Linked DNA regions of Homo sapiens: region 1 is linked to region 2. The links are chromatin contacts, found by Hi-C or POLR2A ChIA-PET in ENCODE. All regions are on one chromosome and are shown on one strand. The core of a region is the stretch at or near the end of the contact, and the rest is flanking DNA. Distances in the headings are between cores, read along the strand shown. Region 1 has its middle 120 kb from the start of RIPOR2. Region 2 overlaps RIPOR2 (RHO family interacting cell polarization regulator 2).

Region 1 (5,265 bases), core at 436-2,935, 170 kb after region 2:
TTCCTTCTCTTTCTCCCTCCCAAACTGGCTTCACCAGCATTTCCTGTCTTGATGACCTTCTACCCAGTTGCTCAAGACAGTGCCCTAGGTGCTACTCCTTGCTTCCTAGCCCTTATGTCCCACATTCAAACCAACAACTGACCCACCTGATTCTGCCTCCTACTTGTTGATGAAAAGAATCAAACTCTGTAAAATATTCGAAGATATGTGTTCTGAGCCAAATATGAATGATCATGTCCTATGACACAGCCCTCAGGAGATCCTGAGAACATGTGCCCCAGGTGGTCAAGGCACAGCTTGGTTTTATACATTTTAGGGAGACATGAGACATCAATCTAATACATTGAAGCTATACAATGGTTCAGTCCAGAAAGGCAGGACAACTCAAAGTTGGGGTGGAGCTTCCAGGTTACAGGTAGATTTAAAATTTTTGTGGTTGACAATTGAGTTTATCTAAAGACCTGGGATCAATAGAAAAGAAATGTCTGGGTTATGATGAAAAGTTGTGGAGACCATAATTTTATCATACAGATGAAGCCTCTGGGTAGCAGAGAATAGATTGTAAATGTTTCTTATCAGCTTTAAGGTCTGTGTTGATGTTAATGCTGGTCAGCTTTTCCTGAATTCCAAAAGGGAGGAGAGTTTAATGAGGCAGGTCTGACACCCCCTTCCCATCATGGCCTGAACTAGTTTTTCAGGTTAACTTTGGAATGCCCTTGGCTAAGAGGAGGGTTCTGTTCAGATGGTTAGGGGGCTTAGAATTTTATTTTTGATTTACAACACCCAGGAGTCTAGTTTGAGTGGCTCATCACCTAGGCATAAAAGAAAGTTCCTATGCATTGAGTTTAAGCTTCAGAAGATAGAAATCTAGACACTGCCTGGAGAAACAGATACAGAAATAACTATGATATTTCCCTGACCCCTTAATGGGCGGAAACTGGAGTGCAGGGGTGCTGGAACTAGCCAGCCACTTCAGCACCAGCAGGGGTGAATTCCACTCACTCATGGGATGGGGAGCACACAGGTGAGCAGGTGCAGGAGGTGGGGCAAGTGCTTTTAGGCACTAGCAGGAGCAAAACTCTGTGCAGGTCCCGAGGCAGCATCTGGCGCCTGCGACCTCTGAAGGCCCAGAAGGAGTGTTACAGTGCCCTTTTAGCTTTGCCATCTGCAGACAGCTTAAGTGTTAATAGCTCAGTGGAGCATCAGCACGATAGCCTTTTGCAACCACACTCATGGCACCCAAGTTCTTGTCCGGCATCCAGGAGGAACGAGGTTGCACAAACAAGTTGAAGATGGTAAATGCAGGGGACTTTATTGCCAATGAACGTGGCTCTCAGCAGGAAGGGGAGCCAAAGAGGGGATGGAGCAGGAAGGTAATCTTCCCCTGAAGTCTGGCTATCCCCAGTCAGACTCCTCTCTGAAGCTATGCCATCAAGCTGTCCCTCTGAAGTCAAGCTGCTTCTCTCCAACTTCCAACCATAGTCCTCGTTGTCCAGCTGCTTCTCCTTTCTCTGCTGGCCAAGCCTGGGGTTTTTATGGGCACAGAATGAGGGGCAGGGTGGGTTATGGGTGGTTTTGGAAAGGGCAACATTTGAGCAGGAAAGCAGGGATGTAAGTTCTCACTTTGGGCTGCAGTATCAAGAGTTTCAGCTTGAGAGTGGGGACCTACCCAGGGAACTGCCCTCTTCTGCGCAGAATTTCCCTGCTTCCTGTTCCTATCAACAGTAACTAGGTGTCAACTTACTAATTTAGCCACCCAGTGGCTGTCCCAAGAGCCCTCTAAATCTGCAATCACTGGAAGGCCTCACTGAAAAGTCTTCCTTTCTTCTGTGATTAAGGGCCTGATATTTTAACTTTTAGAATAACTTATTATGCAAATAGTGACCAATTGACATCAGTGGAGCAGAGTTGCCTTTATGAGTCAGAGTAGAGACAAGAGAGAGGTCTGTTTTCTCTCTTGATTAAATCAGCCCCAACGGAACAGCCCTGATTTAAACAGAAAAACATTTTTAAAGTAGTGATCTGTTTAACTTTTGTGGTGAGCTCCCTCTGGAGAAATATCTAGATGTAGAGGAGAAATATTTCCTTATTATACTTAGTTTTAAAAAGTCACTTTTTCTTTGACCTTAATGCCATGAGATTTGGATCCTTTTCAGTCTCGGCAGAAGAGAAGTGGGTTAAAGACTCCACCACCCGAAGGCAGCTTCTCTTCTTTTTACCTATAAGTAAACCATGAAATCAGAATCTCCCAGAACTTCAGAGCCAATGAGACCTCAGACATCACTGCCCCATACCTTCGTTTCATGGTAGAGGGAACAGAGCCTCAGGAGGAGAAATGTCTTGTCAACAGCCACAAAGCTAGTTAGTTCCTAAGGCATTATTAATAGTTCTGACTCATAGCTCAGGGCTCTTTCCATATTCACAAACCATTGCAAACCAGACTTCCCAGTTATAAAATATATGTGTTTTTCACCAATGTTTTAAACATTGTATTTTATGTGTGAGCAACCAGCATAACAAAGACCATCTTTTAAAACTTGTGCTATGAAACCAGAGATTCTCAAAAGTTTCATGCAGCTTGTTCCCAAAGGGACATCTGATTAGAGTAACATCTATTCTTATACATTTTTAGGATGGAGGAGGAAGCAATTGAAGGGAGATAAAGAAAGGAACAATAAGGGGTCTTTTCTCCTTGACATCTCTGCCAAGGCACCTTGACTCATGAGAGTGTCCAGCCTACTTGAGGAAAATTGTCCAAGAAGTCTAAAGGTTTCTTCCTTATGAGGTTAATTCAATTCACTTTTTAAAAATGTAGTAGGCACTGGGCATACAAAGATGAATGATACCCTTTATCCTGGGAGCTTAAAATCCAATGGAGAATGTAGAAGATACACAATACAGGTGGCCCTCCATATCTGTGACTTCTGCATACTAGGATTCAACCAACCTCAGTTAAAAATATTTGAAAAGGCTGGGCGTGGTGGCTCACGCCTGTAATCCCAGCACTTTGGGAGGCCGAGGTGGGCGGATAATGAGGTCAGGAAATCGAGACCATCCTGGCTAATACGGTGAAACCCCATCTCTACTAAAAATACAAAAAATTAGCTGAGCGCGGTGGCGGGCGCCTGTAGTCCCAGCTACTCGGGAGGCTGAGGCAGGAGAAAGGCATGAACCCGGGAGGCGGAGCTTGCAGTGAGCCGAGATCGCACCACTGCAGTCCGGCTGGGCGGAAGAGTGAGACTCCGTCTCAAAAAAAAAAAAAAAAAAAAAGGTTTGAAAAAATAAAAAATAATAAAACCACAATAAAAATAATACAAATTGAAAAGCAATACAGTATAAGGACACAGCATTTATATGTATTAGGTATTATTAGCAATCAAGAGATATTTAAAGTATATGGTAGGTTGTGCGCAGGTTACATGCAAATACTACACTAGTTTATATCAGGGATTGAGCATCTGAGGATTTTGGTGTCCTCAGGGGTCTAGAACTGATTCCCCACAGATACGGAGAGACAACTTGTCACTATACTACCAGATACAATGTGATTGGTGTCAGAGCAGCAGCAGTAAGTCATTTAGGCACCCAGAAGATGGAGAACCAATTCTGACAGGAGGAGGAAACTCAAGGCAGGTTTGGGGAGGAGGTGGCGTTTGAGCGATACTTTGAAAGATGGGGAATGAATCCAGGAGTGGAGAGGAGTGAAGAGAAGGGCATTCTTGGCCAAAGACACACAAGAGCAAAGGCTGTGAGGGAAGACGACATACCGTTATGAATGGGATGAAAGAAGGAGGGAAGGTTGGGAACAGAGGGTGCAGCCTGTTCCCAAAGGCAGGCCTGAGGGGAGGCCACTGCTGGAGGAAGCACAGCCTTTCTAGTTGCAGTAAAGAAAGAGAAGCTAGCCTTGGCATCGTGGGCCTCCTTCACCACTTGGGTGCCCTTCCTCTTCAGGAGACCACAGTTCTCAGGCTTCCTCCCTTCACCACAGCTGGCTTGAGCAGGAAGTATGGTAGATACTCATTCATACCACAGGGTGTTGCCATGGAAATGGATCAAAGTAAGGTGATATCCGAAGAGAACAGTAGCTGCCACTTAGAGCCTCAGAGAGGGGAGAAAGCCTTAATGGAGACTTCACACTCTAAGGTGTGGTCCAGAGTGTGCCTACGACCCAAGGCACCAAGACAAGACCTATCACCAGGAACTACCTCGCGAACTAAGCAAAATCTCAACAGAACAATGTACACCCACATCCGAAAGAAAATATGCTGGCGTGTAAAAAAGGAAGAAAAACTACCAAGAAAAATTAAACATTTCAGTTAACTGGCCAACGTATTTTAAAATGAAACAAACTTTTAAAAATACAAAAATATAAGCATTTATTGAGTGCTTACTATACACCAGACTTTGTGCTAAAGGTTTTTGAGGCATTATCTCCCACACACCTGGAAGTCCAAATCACAATCCAAAATGTGCTTAGTGAGAGTGGAATCTGAACCAAGTCTAGTTGTTGGATGCTGATGGTTCTTGTCATTGACTTAGGGTAACCAGTTTGTCCTGGTCTGCCCAAGACTTTCCTAGTCATTCCAGGAAACCCCTCAGTCCTAGGCAAACTGGGACAATTGATCACTCTACATCAAGTTATAATGGCCCAAAGTTTCCTTCTCCTCTTTTTAGGGCTTACTTGTGGAGAGGACTGCACATTTGTCTCACTGGGACATCTCTCCTGGATAGCATTGGATGAACATTGCCAAATTCCCATGTTTATATCTTACAGTGCTTTCCAATTTTCCCATGCTTCTTTTCTATATCTAATGCCATAGATTCATCTCAAGATGGTGAAGCAGAACTACAGACTGGCTTGCCCAATTCCATTCCCTCTTCTCGTGCGTCTTCCTGCCCTGTAGTAGGGGAAACTCATTCTCCACACTCACTTGCAGCTCAAGCTCCTCATGTGACTTAGGCACTGCTAAGCAGATGCAGTGATGTGAGTCTTGGAAGGAGCGAGTGAGAAAAGTCAGCTGTTGGCCTTGTGCAGGGAGAGGGGACCTTCTGACAAGCATAGTGGCAATAGCCAGCAGGGGCAGGGCAGCTACGGACCCAGAAGCTTCCTGATCATGGCAGAGGCCTGGTGCTTCCGGGGCCCTGCTGGCAACAGCTCCCTTAGTAGACCGGTTCTTTTGAGAGGTTCAGTCTAGATTGTGTACCTTCAACCCTCCCAATGATTTTTTGGAGCTATTAGTAGCCCTTTATACCTCTCCTTTTGCA
Region 2 (5,054 bases), core at 1,896-4,395:
ATTAGGCTTTATAAATTCTGATTACATCAGAACTATTTAGATTTCCTGATGAAGTCCTTATTATGAGTTCTGAGCTATGTAACAAGTTCATTACTTTTGTCTGCAAAACATTTAGAGCTGGGATTGTACTCCTGGTAACATGCACTATACCTGATATATACTCATATATACCCGATATATACTCTAGGTTCACCAGTTCACCAGATGCCATATCTATTAAGCAAGAAATCCCACATAAAACAACAAACTCAGGCCAGGTGCAGTGGCTCACGCCTGTAATCCCAGCACTTTGGGAGGCCGAGGCGGGTGGATCACGAGGTCAGGAGTTTGAGACCAGCTTGGCCACATAGTGAAACCCTGTCTCTACTAAAAATACAAAAAAAATTAGCTGGGCGTGGTGGCGGGTGCCTGTAATCCCAGCTACTCGGGAGGCTGAGGCAGGAGCATTGCTTGAACCCGGGAGGCAGAGGTTGCAGTGAGCCGAGATCACGCCATTGTACTCCAGCCTGGGTGGCTGGGGCTTTGAAAAATGTTTCCAGTCTCTAAGTTATTGACGTCTCACCTGGTCTTTTGGAAAATTCCAGCATAACTAATATTCATTTTTGTGTGTTAAATCCCAGAAAGGACTCAAATCCTAGGCAAACAGTGTGGCTGCTATGGTTTGCTCTTCACTTGACTTTGTTGCAGGAGGCCCTGGCTGTCATACCAGGTTGCCACCCGTGCCCTGCCACTCCTATAACCAATGGGAACAACACAACAGGGTCTTTCTGGAAGGAATCCCAAGCACCTTGACTAAGAGTTGAACAAATCCTGCCATTCTGAGCTGAGCCTCTAGGCACAGAACCCTGAAAGCCACAGCTGTTTCTCGTCCCAGTTTCTTCATACAATGAAAATCACTGCCTTTTCTCTGACTATGCAGTGTTAAGTTCCAATTAAACACATATCAGGGTCTTTTGAAATTATAATAAGTATAAGATTTTACATGTTCTTGTATGAATGCTGTGATACAGGTACACTGGACTTTGGTGGATGCTATGAGCGACCACCTGACCCAAACACCTGGTGTCTGTTTAAATTAGAAGGTAGCTCATCAAATCAGCAGGCGGTTTTTGGACAAGAACACTGAATCTGAAGATAGAAGGGGGCTGAAGCAGATAAAAAGAGAACAAGGGATTTCCCCTCACCCATCAGGTCTCAGGCTCTGATTGGACCAGAAATAAAGGGTGGAATATGATTGCAGTTTGGGGGAAGAATTTGCACCTCCTTGGAGAACTTGGAGATAACCTGTCTCTTAAGAATAAAGGACAGGAATCAATCTTGGAGGGCTGTTTGGAAGATGGGTGATGAAGGACATCTGTCATGTGGCAGGCCCATGCAGCAGGCCCTAAAGTGCAGCTCATGGTAGTGCCACCAGTAGAAGTAGTAAAAGTGACGGGGAAATGTTTGGAATGTCCAGTCTAGGTGATGGTTCTACTTCTCCCTATATTTTTATGAACTGGCATTCTGGCTCATGTTTTCATGTGTGTTTGATTAGCTTGAGTTAGCAAGCCTCTCTTCAAATTTCAGCAATTTCACTACGAGACAGGTAAGGCTAGATATATATATTAAAGTAAGAATCCTGGTTGTCAGGCCAGTGGCCGACCTCCTTTCAACATCTGCCAGGTGTGAATCTTCAAACTCACTTGTTCAGAGTAGAAGTGCTGGAGGCATTGATTAACCTGTAAGGCAACTGGGCAAATTGACTACTCAGCTAGAAGGAATGCTAATATTTATTGTTAGAGTTAAGAATACTGAGACTCATTAAAGGAAATATGATTCAGTACATTATTTTTAGTTTTTACAAGCACAAAAGCCCTCTCCTGTATTAGGAAAACACAGAAAGTAGAAAGGAGGCAGTGTAGGGAGAAGGAGAGAAGAACCATACCGTTTGTATCATCCAAAGACAACCACCGGGGGAATTTTGTTCTGTTAAATTTTCTCTAGCTCTTCCCTTCTCATATAAAGCATAATAATTTGAGCATATTGCATGCAAAATTTTGTATCCTGCTTTTTCTATCGGATTCTTTTTTTAAAGCTATGCCGAGGGGGCTATCAATTAGCTTTTTAACAAAGCTATCTTTAAAAGGATACTCAAGTCTACCCCATATTCCATGTGCTCCTTTGAATAATAAGAGGAAAACTAATGAGTCCGCATTACATGTGCCTTTTATTTCTGATTTTTCAGATATGGCAGTTTGGCCAGAGGCTAAAGGAAACCCCTGCAAGGATGAGACCAGGGCTTTTCTATGGGAAACAAGAGACCACGTGATCATTTGTGCATGCTTGAGTTGCAGGACATCAAACATCATGAAATTAAAACGAAAATACAATAGCTAGATGCTACTGTCTTAACCCTTATGGTGTTTTCCTTTTTTAAAAATTTAACCAAACCTTCTATCGAATTAAGAATACAAACAGGCAATTCTGAGAGAGCCTTACTGATAGAAAATATGAGACACATCTGTGATTTCTGAATGACATGAGTAAGGATATCTCAGTTCTCGCCAAGGCATTTCTCATGGGGGCCAAACGTCAACTTGGAAACCAATAGTTGTCACACTTACAAAGCTATGCCATCTCCATAAGCTAGACTGAGACCAACCCCTCTGAGACAAGACAATTGACCCATAGATCAGTTGGCTGTAGCTGGGGTGACATGCTGGCAAAAGTAAAAAAATTCCACAATCAATTCAAGTGTTTGCCTGAGGCCAGGGACGGGAGCAGGCAAGGAAGCAGAGAGAGGTTTTGGGGGTGGTGGAAGTGTTCTAAAAGCAAATCATGGATGATGGTAGCACAAATGTATAAATTTACTAAAACTCAAACTGTCCACTTAAGATGAGTAAATTTTATGGTATGTGAATTGTACATCAATAAAGCTGTTTAAAAAAAATCACTACCAATTTCTAGAAAAAGTCATCATTCCTTCTGCAAGAGGAAGTGCCAAGAAATCAGGACTTGGAAAAGCTGAATCAGTAAGCAACCAGCTGAGAGTTGCTTTCGTGATTTGATCCTGTCTCCCAGCGAGGCTTCATAAGATGTAACACCTGCCCTCACTGCACTTTCTGAGTCATTTCTTCATGCCCGATTTGGGTTCTTCCTTTCTTTTTCCCCTAACAATGCCATCCTGTTTATGCTCCCCCACATCGTGGTCAAAAGCAGATGTATAATTGACTTGTCTGAAAGAGGCATGTGGGCCAGATGTAAATAGCCTGCTATGCAAAATAATTATTTAAGATGAAAACTAAAGATACACGTCTGCTTATTATATGGTTACAAGGTACCTATTACAGAGCAGTTGACTAATCTTTTTTAAAAAGTAAATATATTTATGTCATTGGCCTTTAAAAAATATGGCTGCTTTAAAGTAAATCAAAGCAGGCCCGGCACGGTGGCTCACGCCTGTAATCCCAGCACTTTGGGAGGCTGAGGCGGGCGGATCATGAGGTCAGGAGATCGAGACCATCCTGGCTAACATGGTGAAACCCCCGCCTCTACTAAAAATACAAAAAATTAGCCAGGCGTGGTGGTGGGTGCCTGTAGTCCCAGCTACTCGGGAGGCTGAGGCAGGAGAATGGCGTGAATCCGGGAGGTGGGGGTTGCAGTGAGCCGAGATCGTGCCACTGCACTCCAGCCTGGGCGACAGAGCGAGACTCCATCTCAAAAATAAAATAAAATAAAAATAAATAAATTAAGAAATCAAAGTAATGCTAATATTTGCTTCTCAGTTGTCAACATTGTTTGCTAACCCAGTGATGAATGCATGTGTGATACACTGCTTGACTAAGACAACTGACGTGAACGGATGAAAAAAAAGTGTAGAACAACTCAACAGAGCCTCACTCCTCAGCAAGGGGATGGAAGAACCAGGGCCAGATGTTCTAACTGGCCTTTTGGGCAAGTCCTAAACTCAGTGAACCTCACACTGTATCTGTAGAGTAAAGGAAGTAATTCCTCCCCATTTTAACAGGCAAGCATTGTAAGGTTCAATTGAAATCAAAGCTTCATCCAATCTAACAATCAGGAGACTACTTGGACATGTAGACTGACTTTCCACCATCTCTGTAGATGGCTGGATTTCTGCTTTAAAACACAGAGAAAACGACGAAGTGCTTTACAAAAGGCAAAGTGCTTGAGAAACCACAGATTATTATAATGAATACTTAGTTTTAACTCACTTGAAAAAAAGAAACTTAATTTTCAGAATCTCTGGAAAGTGATATGATAATTTTCTTTCCGTGTTTTCTAAGACTCCATCAATCAATATAATTATTAAGTATATATTATATGCTCAGCGCTGGCAGGATGCTATGTGTTGTCCAAGATCCAAAGACAACCTAAGACTGAGCTCTGCTTTTAAAAATTTTAACAATTTAATTGAAGATAACATGAGTATACATAAAGCGGATTGGAGACAATTTTTCATGTAAGAAATAACAGCGTAAAATTTGAAGTGGTACCTATTTCTGGGTTTTTTTGTTTTTTTGAGACAGAGTCTTGCTCTGTTGCCTAGGCTGGAGGGATGGATTGCAATGACTCAGTCATAGCTCACTGCAGCCTCAATCTCCTGGGCTCAAGCGATCCTCCTGCCTCAGCCTCCCGAGTAGCTGGGACTACTGGCATGTGCCTCCACACCCAGCTAATCCTTCTGATTTTTAGTAAAGACGAGATGTTGCTATGCTGGCCAGGCTGGTCTTAAACTCCTGGGCTCAAGCAATCCTCCTGCCTCGGCCTCCCAAAGTGCTGGAATTACAGGTGTGAGCCACCATGTCCGGCCAAAGTGGTACCTATTTCTTAATCTTCCAAGGAAAGCAACACAGCAGAGACAATAAGAACGTGGAATCCAGAGTCAGACAAATCTGCACTCAGTTTGGGTTCTACAGCTACAGCTGTTTGAACTTTTGCACATTATTTAACTTCCCTGAATCCCAGTTTTCTCATTTATATAAAAGGATTAACATTTCAGAGGATTTTTGTAAGGTGCAAATGAGATAATATACATAAGACCTGGTATGTAG

The links. A loop is a pair of places that touch in the nucleus more often than their neighbours do. ChIA-PET counts read pairs that join two places held with the same protein, here RNA polymerase II (POLR2A). Pooled maps may share reads with other maps.
Region 1: a loop to region 2 is called in a pooled map, with 2.4 times the contacts of the local background. The contact joins two enhancer-like sites. A Hi-C loop is called at or near these places in 7 of 50 pooled maps. POLR2A ChIA-PET finds 5 or more read pairs at or near these places in 2 of 52 experiments (WTC11 and activated B cell).

What each region holds. Positions count from the first base shown.
Region 1 is chr6:25,052,331-25,057,595 of GRCh38, forward strand. No RefSeq gene overlaps it. Among named protein-coding and RNA genes, the nearest start is that of RIPOR2, 120 kb to the left of the region's middle. RefSeq lists enhancers at 1,776-1,945, 3,926-4,055, 4,196-4,255. Within about 2 kb of position 1,686, at least 6 of the 41 ENCODE cell types and tissues checked have a DNase peak (open chromatin) inside an H3K27ac peak, as active enhancers do.
Region 2 is chr6:24,880,711-24,885,764 of GRCh38, forward strand. The region is part of intron 1 of RIPOR2 (RHO family interacting cell polarization regulator 2); the gene reads right to left. Among named protein-coding and RNA genes, the nearest start is that of RIPOR2, 53 kb to the right of the region's middle. Within about 2 kb of position 3,146, at least 6 of the 41 ENCODE cell types and tissues checked have a DNase peak (open chromatin) inside an H3K27ac peak, as active enhancers do.